Linked DNA regions of Homo sapiens: region 1 is linked to region 2. A link is a contact called in ENCODE POLR2A ChIA-PET data. All regions are on one chromosome and are shown on one strand. The core of a region is the stretch at or near the end of the contact, and the rest is flanking DNA. Distances in the headings are between cores, read along the strand shown.

What was found. ChIA-PET counts read pairs that join two places held with the same protein, here RNA polymerase II (POLR2A).
Region 1: POLR2A ChIA-PET joins it to region 2 with 17 read pairs in activated CD4-positive, alpha-beta T cell. The contact joins two enhancer-like sites. POLR2A ChIA-PET finds 5 or more read pairs at or near these places in 2 of 52 experiments (activated CD4-positive, alpha-beta T cell and activated CD8-positive, alpha-beta memory T cell).

Annotation. Positions count from the first base shown.
Region 1 is chr19:17,182,325-17,187,710 of GRCh38, reverse strand. MYO9B (myosin IXB) reads right to left here. Exons shown (of 40, transcript NM_004145.4): 16 at 3,843-3,882; 17 at 2,724-2,846; 18 at 1,710-1,790. Among named protein-coding and RNA genes, the nearest start is that of USE1, 30 kb to the left of the region's middle. RefSeq lists an enhancer at 3,196-3,405. Within about 2 kb of position 3,999, at least 8 of the 41 ENCODE cell types and tissues checked have a DNase peak (open chromatin) inside an H3K27ac peak, as active enhancers do.
Region 2 is chr19:16,123,830-16,129,121 of GRCh38, reverse strand. It overlaps RAB8A (RAB8A, member RAS oncogene family), which reads right to left. Exons shown (of 8, transcript NM_005370.5): 4 at 3,575-3,652; 5 at 1,596-1,685; 6 at 1,031-1,096. HSH2D-AS1 (HSH2D and RAB8A antisense RNA 1) reads left to right here. Exons shown (of 2, transcript NR_199156.1): 2 at 2,135-5,292. Among named protein-coding and RNA genes, the nearest start is that of HSH2D-AS1, 13 kb to the left of the region's middle. Within about 2 kb of position 3,630, at least 2 of the 41 ENCODE cell types and tissues checked have a DNase peak (open chromatin) inside an H3K27ac peak, as active enhancers do.

The sequences.
Region 1 (5,386 bases), core at 2,750-5,249, 1.1 Mb before region 2:
GTCCGTCCTTGCTCCAGACACTCTTTCTGGAATGAGGCCAAGATGGGAGGATCAGTTGAGGCCAGGAGTTCGAGACCAGCCTGGGCAACATAGTGAGACTCCATCTCTAGTCATTTAAATTTATTTTTTAAAAAAAAAAGAAAGAAAAAAGAAAAGAAAAAAAAAAAGAACCCAAATGCAAATCTGTTCTGGGCTTGTTCTCTGTGGCAGGCACTGGGGTAAGTGCTGGGAATTCGGTGGAGAGGAGAGCTTGGTCTGGGGGCAGGAGCCACACACAGGTGATGGGGCGGACAAAGCCCAGTGTTCCGGGCCTGTTCTCTGCCAGGCACTGGGGTAAGTGCTGGGGATTCGGTGGAGAGGAGAGCTTGGTCTGGGGTCAGGAGTCACACACAGGTGATGGGGCGGACAAAGCCCAGCACCCCATGGGAGGTGTCCCAGGAGAGAGGAGATGCTGGGCTGTGTCCTGAGGAGGGAACAGGCAGAGAACAGCTGGGTGGAGGCCCACAGGAGAAGGAAGAAGCCAAGGGTCTGATGGGGACACAGGGAGATGCTTCCTGCCAGGGGAGAGAAGAGGCTGGAAATGCAGCTGCCTCAGTGGGCTTTAAGCCTGGAGCTTAGGGGTCTGGACTTCACTCTGGTGGGCAGTAAGGGATAAGGCATGGTGTTGCTATAAAGACAAACGGTGCTGGGCGCGGTGGCTTACGCTTGTAATCCCAGCACTTTGGGAGGCTGAAATGGGTGGATCACTTGAAGTCAGGAGTTCAAGACCAGCCTGGCCAACATGGTGAAACCCCGTCTCTACTAAAAATACAAAAATTAGCTTGGCGTGGTGGGCACCTGTAATCCCAGCTATTTGGGAGGGTGAGCCAGGAGGATGGCTTGAACCTGGGAGGTCGAGGCTGCAGTGAGCCGAGATCGCACCACTGTACTCCAGCCTGGGTGACAGAGGGAGATTCTGTCTCAAAAACAAACAAACAAAAACAAACAAAGGCAAACGGGAAAGAATGAGGAGGGTTGTCATGACTGGGGGTGGATGTGGAGGCCAGGGATGCTGCCACCCTCCAGTGCACAAAATGGGTTTTATCACAGAGAATCATCTGCTGGCACAGCCCACGAGCAGAGAAGGTGCACTACGGAGCATCTCCCCAGGTACAGTTGGCGGGAGGTTCCTGCCTGGCTGTGTGCTCACATTTGTCTGGGAGCCCACACTCCTGCTCAGTCCCTGGCAAAGTCCCCGAGCTGTCCTCCCAGGGATGGAGTGGACCTCTGGGGTAAAGGAAGCCTGTGCCAGTGCTGAGCCTGGAGCCCCTGCTGGTGGTCCCACGGGGGCTCCAAGGGTCTCTCTAGAAACTTGTAATGTGAGCAGCGGGCTGTGTGTGCCTCTGAGACTCTGCTATGTAATCTCAGCCTCTGCCTTCTGGTAGACTCCTTGCACCGGCTACTCTTTGGGATGTATCTGAAAAGCACCCCTGACCTGTCGCTCCCTAATCAAACCTTCTCTGGGCCTCTCCATGTTCCAGATGATGTCCCTGCTCTTAAATGGCCACTTGGACCATCCTCACTGCTAATTCTCCATCCCCGGCTGCCTCTGGATGGACTGCTGCACCGTCCCCCATACTGCGTGGAGGCTGGGGCTGGATGCAGGGACACCGACACCCCTAAGAGTCCGGCATGGGCCTTCTCCTCCCAAACACCTTAGAGAAACTCACCTTTTCAGCATTGGAACGGATGCAGCGGATAAAGAAGGGCTCCGCCTTCCCCAGTGCCTCCAAGAGCTTGTTAAGGGATGTCTGTTAAGGGAAAGAGAAAGCATTTGGGTTGAATCAGGGACCCTGACAGCCGCTGTTCTGTGGGAGCAGACCTGGGACACTCTAGCATCAGTGTGGGGTGGATGGGGTCTGCACAGATGTGGGTCCCTGGTGGTGGGACACAGGAGGTTCCAGCTGGACGTTCTGACCCAAGCCTGCGCTATCCCTGGAAACCCTCGAGGGAGTTATGTGGTCCCCATGGTCCCAGGGCCACCAGTGCTTGTTTTTGCCTCAGGTGGAAGGCTGGGGCTGGGGAGGACCAGACAAACGCTTTCTGGAGATTTGAAACATGTGTCAACCTCAGAAGGGACCACGGATGTAGTGTTTTTTTTGTTTTGTTTTGTTTTTTTTTTTTTGAGACGCAGTCTTGCTCTTGTTGCCCAAGCTGGAGTGCAATGGCGTGATCTTGGCTCACTACAGCCTCCGCCTCCCAGGTTCAAGCAATTCTCCTGCCTCAGCCTCCCAAGGAGCTGAGATTACAGGTGCCCACCATGCCCAGCTAATTTTTGTATCTTTTTTTTTTTTTTTTGAGATGGAGTCTTGCTCTGTCGCCCAGGCTGGAGTGCAGTGGCGCCATCTCGGCTCACTGCAAGCTCCGCCTCCCGGGTTCATGCCATTCTCTTGCCTCAGCCTCCCGAGTAGCTGGGACTACAGGCACCCGCCACTACGCCCGGCTAATTTTTGTATTTTTAGTAGAGGTGGGGTTTCACCGTGTTAGCAAGGATGGTCTCAATCTCCTGACCTCGTGATCCGCCCGCCTCGGCCTCCCAAAGTGCTGGGATTACAGGCTTGAGCCACCGCGCCCGGCCAATTTTTGTATTTTTACTAGAGACGGGCTGTGCTCGGTGTCGGGTGAAGCTACACAAGCCTGAGGCTGAGCTGACCGCCACCTTCTGCCTCTCCTGCTCCACCTACCTGGAACTGGGCGCTGATGCTTGGTGGCTTTTTCTTCTTGTGCAGGTGCAGTAGGGACTTGGTGGTGCGGTCGTGCAGAGTCATGCTGATGATGAGTTTCAGGGACTTGGAGTCCAGTAGGTTCTAGGACAGACACATGGGGTCCGGCCTGCCCTCCCACAGCCCACACGGGCACGGGGAGGCATCACAGGTGTCCCCGAAGCCAGGGCAGAACAGCGTCCCCGCAGCGAGTGCCCGGGCAGCAGCTCTTAGGTTTGGTCTCAGGACCACACTATTGATGTGGGCCCAGTGGAATGAGGTGGGTTTGCACCTTGCACACAGCGCTGGTTCCGGGAGGGCTGATGACAGCCTCTTTCACAGCCTGAGTGGCTGCCCCATTTCCTCTTCCTCTGGGTTAGAGAGGAAGCCAGTGCTACTGAACCTGGCCGTCCCTCTCCTCTGCATAGCTCCTACAGTTTACATTACTTGAGTCAAGAAGGGCCAGGTCCTTTCTGTGCCATCCGCATGAGCTCATCGGACAGGCCACCATCATGTGTCAGCCAGTTCTATCAGCTGACAAGAGGAATTAGCCCTCTCCCATCTGCTAACTAGACTGCAAGGCTATTCTTACTCTTCTTGCAAATTTCTTAAATTGCTGCACTTGTATGTGGAAACGAGACAGAGCGCTTGGGAGGTTCTCTGTCCTGTCTGGAAGCAGCCCAGTAGCCAGGGACTGAAGATGGGGGTGTTAAACGGAAGGGTCCCATTACGTTGGGGCAGGATGAGCTCTGTGGTGCTATGAACCCACTAGAGCTCCCCATGGGACCAGGCTGAGGCCAGACTTCAGCTATGCTTACGCCCCTAGCTTCCTCCCTCACCCCTTCTCTCTGCCTTCTCACGTAAGCCCTCTTCCATAAGCCGCTGTGTGTGCAAATACCCCATCTCAGACCCTGCTTCTGGGAAACCCATAAAGAGACAGCTCTAAATCATCTCAACACGAGAACATTTTTTTTTTCTTGGAGGGAGGGGGAGATAGTGGGAAGGAGGAGGAAATGAAGTTGCAGAAGTGAAAGCTCTCAAGACGGGCAGAGAAGCAAGATATCTTGGAACGTGTCGCGCGGGGTGTGTTTTTTTTTTTACCTTTGGAATGATCTGCTTTTGTTTGATACCTTTACTTTTCCTGTCAAAATATTAAAAATGGTTTTGTGAACAAAAGGAACACAGTGTCGGGATTTGGGTTAGTTCAGCAAGCCACGCCTGGCGGGTTAGACTGAGAGACACAGAGAGAGGGGAGAGAGTGAGAAGGCGCAAGTGCAACAAGGCCACCGCCACCTCTCCACGCTGCACACCGTGGCGTGCCTCAGCCACTGTCTGTGGACACCAGTTTCCCTGGGTTGGCGGCACCCGGACTCTGCTGGTGGCTGCCCCAAAGCTGAGTAAAGTGTTTAGTCTGGGGGCCATTCGGATGTCTGAGAAGTAGGAGGGGCTGGCTAGGAATCTACAGGGTGGGACGTGCATCCAGCGGGGCTTGCTATGGAGGAACTGACATATCCCCCAGATCACAGCAGGATGCCGAGTGGGGCGGAGGGAGCCTGAGCAGTCCTGGTGGTGACCAGGTGACCAGGCTGTCTTTGCCATGTGCTGGTAGATGCCAAGCAGGCCCACAGAGGCCCTTCTGGAACCCTCTGCTGGCAGGGCAGGGACTTGCCCTGCAAAATAACCAAAATGGGGCCTGGGTGGGAGCTCCTTTCAGGATCATGCTGGTGGGAAAGAAGAAAACCAAAGCTGGCCAGGCGCAGTGGCTCACGCCTGTAATCCCAGCACTTTGGGAGGCTGAGGTGAGCGGATCACCTGAGGTCAGGAGTTCAAGGCCAGCCTGGCCAACATGGTGAAACCCTGTCTCTACTAAAAATACAAAAATTAGCCAGGTGTGGTGGCGGGTGCCTGTAATCCCAGCTACTCAAGAGACTGAGGCAGGAGAACTGCTTCAACCCAGGAGGCGGAGGTTGCAGTGAGCCGAGATCGTGCCACTGCACTCCAACCTGGGTGACAGAGAGAGACTCTGTCTCAAAACCCCCCCCAAAACCCAAAGCTGCTCTTTTGGCCGAGGTAAGGAAGGGGATAGCTCCTGTGTTCTCAGACACCTTATGGAATCTTGCAGACCAAGGGGGAAAATAAATAAATAAGTAAATATATTTATTTATTCAAAAGGCCTGGTGCCTTTTGAAGACCGGCTAAGGAGATGGTAACTTGTAGATCTGTGAGATGCCTAGCCATCCGTGGTTGCATTCAGTTTCACCTGAATCCCTGTGGGGTAAAATAAGGCACAACAAGGACAAAAGTTTGAGGCCGAGGTGGGCGGATCATTTGAGGTCAGGAGTTCAAGACCAGCCTGGCCAACATGGTGAAACCCCATCTCTACTAAAAACAGAAAAAAATTAGTCGGGTGTGGTGGTGCACACCTGTAATCCCAGCTACTTGGGAGGCTGAGGCAGGAGAATCACTTGAACCCGGGAGGTGGAGGTTGCAGTGAGCCAAGATTGAGCCACTGCACTCCAGCCTGGCGACAGAGTGAGACTCTGCCTCAAAAAAAAAAGGAACAGAAGTTTTAAACAGGCTCCCACTGGGTGCGGTGGCTCATGCCTGTAATCCCAGTGCTTTGAGAGGCTGAGGCAGGAAGATCG
Region 2 (5,292 bases), core at 2,381-4,880:
GTCAGCTCTGGCCTCCCTTCTGATGGTCAGGGAAAAAGGCAAGCAGCTCTGTGGCCAAACAAGCTTCACTCGGAGTCCTTGCCTGGCAGGGCTGGGAGCGGGAGCAGGTTCATCTCCCAGCACAGCCAAGGGTTGAGCTGCTGTCACAGCCTTGAGGAGGGGACATACAGAGATGGCGGGAGGCGTGATCCCAACATACATCCCCATGATGTGGGAGGTTCTGGAGAGGAGAGTGGCTTGGGGTGCGGAGGAAGGCCCAGGGGAGACTGAAGGTGTTCTTGGGGAGAGGCCCCCAGGGCCAGGCCCTGACTAGAAAAGGGAACCTGGCAGGCAGAAAAAGGGGCACACAGGAGGGAAATGCAGTGACGTATTGGAGAAGGGAGCAGCCCAGGTGGCCTGGGGAGGGCAAGGCCTGAGCCCTGGGTGGCAAACACCAGCTGTAGCCGGTGAGGGAGGGCCTTCCACGCCAGGCAAGGAGTCTAGCCTTTGTCTTCACGTCAGCATAGAGACTTTAGGTCGGGAGTGATATGGAAGATCCGCCTTGGAAACATGACTAGGATGGGGAAACATCACAGGATCGGCCGCAGGGCTGGGGTCGCCCCGTGGAGAGGGGAGGGTGGCATGGGCCCAGGTCCCATCAGGGCTCCCTGCTATGTCTGGGCTTTTTTGACAGGGGCCTCTCCAGGGTGAGTGGTGTGGCTGAGAGGGTAAACACAGAGCTGGGTCTTTCTGAGCCTTAGTTTCCTCACCTGTAAAACCGTGCCTATTCCCCAGGGCTGCCCAAGAGCCCGTGAGATGCGTCCTAGGTGCCCTTTGTGGTGCCTGTCCCTGCTGATGGCACATTCCCAGGGGCTGCCTGTGCTTGGCACGTGGCACTGCCCAGGAAATGTCCCTCAGAGGACTGACTGGCAGCCCTGAGCCCGAGGCTGGTCCGTCTGGCAGGACCTCCTCGGAGGACGCCAGCTCCCCCTTTAGCCTGAAGGGGCCGATCCTGCAGGCCCCATGTCTCCCAGCAGGGCCCGGGACTCACATTTTCCACATTGATGTTGGCCTTCGCGCTGGTCTCCATGAACTTGATTCCATAGTCGAGGGCCAGCTGTGAGAGAGGGAGGCACACGCATGAGCACACCAGCCGCCGGGCGCATCTGAGCTTGCCTAAAACAGGAGCTGAAGGCAGGGCCGGCGCCAAGAGGGAGCAGCAACAGGGCTGGGGCTGTGGGCGTGACTTCCTGGATCACTCCCTCAATTCTATAGTGAATGCCCCTCCACAGGGCCTCACAGGGCATGGAGTTGCTGGGGATGGCAGCTGAGATGGGAGGGTGGCGGGGACCTGCTGGGATCAAACTATGGCTCTGTTCCCCGCTCCTGTGGTCTTGAAAGTCTGGAGCGGGGCCATGGTAGGTTTTGATGAGATGCCCGCAGAGTGCACCCAAGAAGCCCCGGCTGGGTGTGTGCTTCTGTCATCCCATGGCACGTGCCCCACTGGGGTGACCAACTCGTCTCAGGCCCCTGGGGCAGAGGAGGGACAGGGGAAGGCCTCTGCACAAGAACCCCAAGACCCCGAGGCCCTCTGCCCCTTGTGCCACCATGCCCACCTTTTCTCCCCGTTCCTTGGAAACTTGTCTCTTGTCATTCACATCACACTTGTTCCCGAGTATCATCTTTTCGACGTCTGCAGAGGCGTGCTGAGAGGGAGGGGGACAGACGGGGGATCAGACCGGATGACACAGGCCAGGTGCCTCTGCCAACACACAGTCTGTCCCCAGAAATCAGAGCGGTGGGGTCAGGACTGCTAGGTACAGCCTGGTCTAAGGGACAAGCTGAAGCTCAGAGAGGCCAAGCAGCCGGCCCCATGTCACACAGCCAATGCCAGGGCTGGGGCCAGGGTTCTAGCTGCTACTCTGAGCAAATGCACATTTTCTGAAATGCTTTCTGGCAGCTTCTATGGCTGTATCAATCAAGCCCCCGCACCTGGGATGCTGGGCGGGTCTAGCCTATGGGAGGTGAGTGAGGCTGAGATATTTACCCCCCGACCTTGGCTTTCCTCCTTCCCTCCCTGGCTCCTCTGCAAGAGGCCCCAGCTGTTGTCCTGGGACCTTCTGCTTTGACACTTTTTTTTTTGTTTTTTTTTGAGATGGAGTCTCGTTCTGTCTCCCAGGCTGGAGTGTAGTGGCATGATCTCGGCTCACTGCAACCTCTGCCTTCAGGTTCAAGCGATCCTCAACCTCCCGAATAGCTGAGATTACAGGCATCTGCCACCATACCAGGCTAATTTTTTGTATTTTTAGTAGAGACAGAGTTTCGCCATGTTGGCTAGGCTGGTCTCAAACTTCTGACCTCAGGTGATCTGCCCGCCTCAGCCTCCCAAACTGCTGGGATTACAGGCATAAGCCACCTCGCCTGGCCCTGACATTTCAACTATTTTTGGGCTCCAGAAACAGGCCGTGCCTGAGGTGGTCGCAACTCGAGGCCGTCACCAGCTGCAGGCACTTCACCACCCTGTCTGATGTTGCCCAAACTCTGCCCTCATACCCAAAGGCAGCTCCTTCGTCAAGTCTCCCTGGGTCCCCATGGAGCGGACCACGCTTCCTGGAGGACGGGGACACTGGAAACTGCTGTCTTCTTCCACCAGCTCAGACTTGGTCTCTGGAACCTACTGCGCCACTCCCTGCCTCACTTCCCATGAACCAGAAGGTGGCTCCTGCCCGCTGGCCAGAAACAGAGACCTTTCACAAAGACCAGGCTCTCCTCCTCTCCACGGATGAAGACAGCTTTCCCAGCTGGGGTGCAGCCCTGCACTGGCAAATTTGGCAGCACAGCCCTCTCAGGGTCACTGGGGAGGTGAGCCCAGTGCAATGACTCACAAATGATGGGGTGGCCTCTCGGCCTGGCCTGGGAGGTCCATGAGTCCTGGGTGGACAGTGATATGCCCTTTTGCTGTGGTTTTATAGATGGGAAAAGTTCTCTGGCTGTGCCTCAGACCTGAAGCCCCACATGGTTAGTTATAGAAAGCTGCAGGTGCCGGCAGCCAGGAAGGCTTTGGGGGTGAGGTCAGCTCTTTGGGGAGCAGAAGATGAAGATGCTGGCTTTGGGAGGGGAGGAGGGGTTGGCCTACTTCTCACTGCTCTATGGTTCAAGGTCTGAACACAGGTCGTTTGTACCAGGTCACACCCTGCTCCGATATAGCTCAAAGTACAACTGACGCCTGCTCACCACACCCTCCAACTACAAGGGTCACACCTGTGCTAGACCCTTCCTTCTCTAGAAAGCACCCAACACTCATGGTGACCACAAGCTTGGATATCCTTTCTCTTATAACCATGACACTGGCCAGATCCAACAGCCTAGCTGGAGGGATGGGCTCCGAGGGGCTCCGGGGTGGGGCCAGGCCAGTGTGTGGTCCCTGGGGCCGGCTGCTTGCATCTCAGTCCCTGCTCCCACCATGTCCCTGACTAGGAGGCTGTGGGCAAGTGGCCTGTATGTGTCTCTGCACCTTGGCCTTCTCATGAGTAAACCAGAGGGCTCTGGGACAAGGACTGAAGCAGGGACAGTGGGAGGAGCCGGAGGGCCTCACCTCCTCAATGTTGCGAATCCAGTTCCGGATGTTGTCGAAGGACTTCTCGTTGGTGATGTCGTAGACCAGCATGATGCCCTGCGCGGGGAGAGAAGACACAGGTGCCTGATCGGCTGCAGGCTCTGGAAGGGAGGCCTCAGCGGCACCAGAGAACAGTGGTGGGGAGCCCAGCACCCACTGCACAGCCAGGCCCATTAGCTGCCGCCCTCCCCACCTCTGTGGAGCCCCGGAAGCCAGCCCCCTCCTCTCCATCCCTGTGGCCCTTCTTTCTGCTGGGTTCTGGCACCAGCCTTGTCCTGCCCCCCGGGCCGCTGAGGTGACCCTTCTGCCTCACAGGCCAGCCCCTGCCACGCACTCGCTGACAAGCCCGGCTGGCTCCCCTCATGGCCCACGGGGTGGTGCAGCCTGACGGTGGGAGCCGGTCCACAGGCCCACTGCCAGCAGCACTCCCCTCACGCTGACCCTCCCCTGCAATCGGCCTCCTCTTCACCCCTTGCTCACCCCACGCTCTGCCTGAGCCACCTACCAGGCACAACTGAGCCCAGGAAGTCCTGACCCGACATCCACACAACTTCCAGTGACCCCACCACAGAGGGAACCGGCTGTGTGAAGATGGAGCCGAGAGTGCCAAGGCCCTTCCAGTTCCCTAACCTAGACGTGAGCAACTGGGAGACGGCTCGTGGGTCCTGGAAGAGCTTCGGGGCAGCCCCGCCTCAGCCTGGGTCCACAGCCTCGCTACTGCTGTGGACAAGCGCAAACATGCCCATGCGATGCAAGGGGAAACTGAGGCACAGAGACGTGACCTTTAAGATTCAAGCACGGGGGGCGGGGGGGGGCTAACTCCAAAAGCACTGATGACACCTATCCTCTCAGCAATATCCCTGGGCCTTTTTCAGCCCCAGAACCCACATGTGGGGGCCACCCTCTGACGGTCTGTGTGGTTCTCGATGTCCTTGTGGAGTGCCCACAGCGGGCCAGCCTGCAGTGCCATCACAAGTCCCCCTTTGTTGCCGGGCATCCTGGGCTCCAAGGCACGTGGCCTGCTCATGGCCAGGCCTGGATTTCTTCCTTCCTCCTCGCTACCTGCTCCCCAGGCCCAGCCCTGCATCTGTGGCACCTGAGGGCACTGATGACTTCTGCTGCTGGCCAAGTTGTCTGGGGCCATCCAAGTTTGCAGAATAAGGACACGGGCCATGTGGTAATGGTGAGACAGATGTGGGTGCAAGAGTGTGGGACAAAAACGACACAGATGGGGCAAGAAAGTCACTGCAACCCCAAATCCTCCTGGGAATTCAGGGACATGAATAATGGCCTCACAGTCAGCCGCAACCATGGCGAAGAACCTCAAGGCTGCAGTGGCCCATGATGTCTGCCATGCCCCATCCACGGTGGGCACACCCTGTGACTGTGACATGGTCAGGGACAGGGGGCGTGGGGCCCTTTATCCGGGGACTGGACCCTCTGAAAGCCCAGGATTCCTGCCTTCACCACTAAGTTGGTGACATGTGCCTAAGACTCAAATTCCTGGATTATACCTATTTCAGGGAGCTGAGGGGAGAACCTGGACGTTAGTGGGGCAGTGGGTAGAGCTCTCTCTTAGAATCAAGCAGAAGCACCTGGAAAACACTGAGCCAGCCATCCTATTCCAGGTTTTCCTGGAAACACCCCTCAGGGCTCCAAGTGACTATTTTCCAGGGCCCCGTCTGGGCAAACCTCAC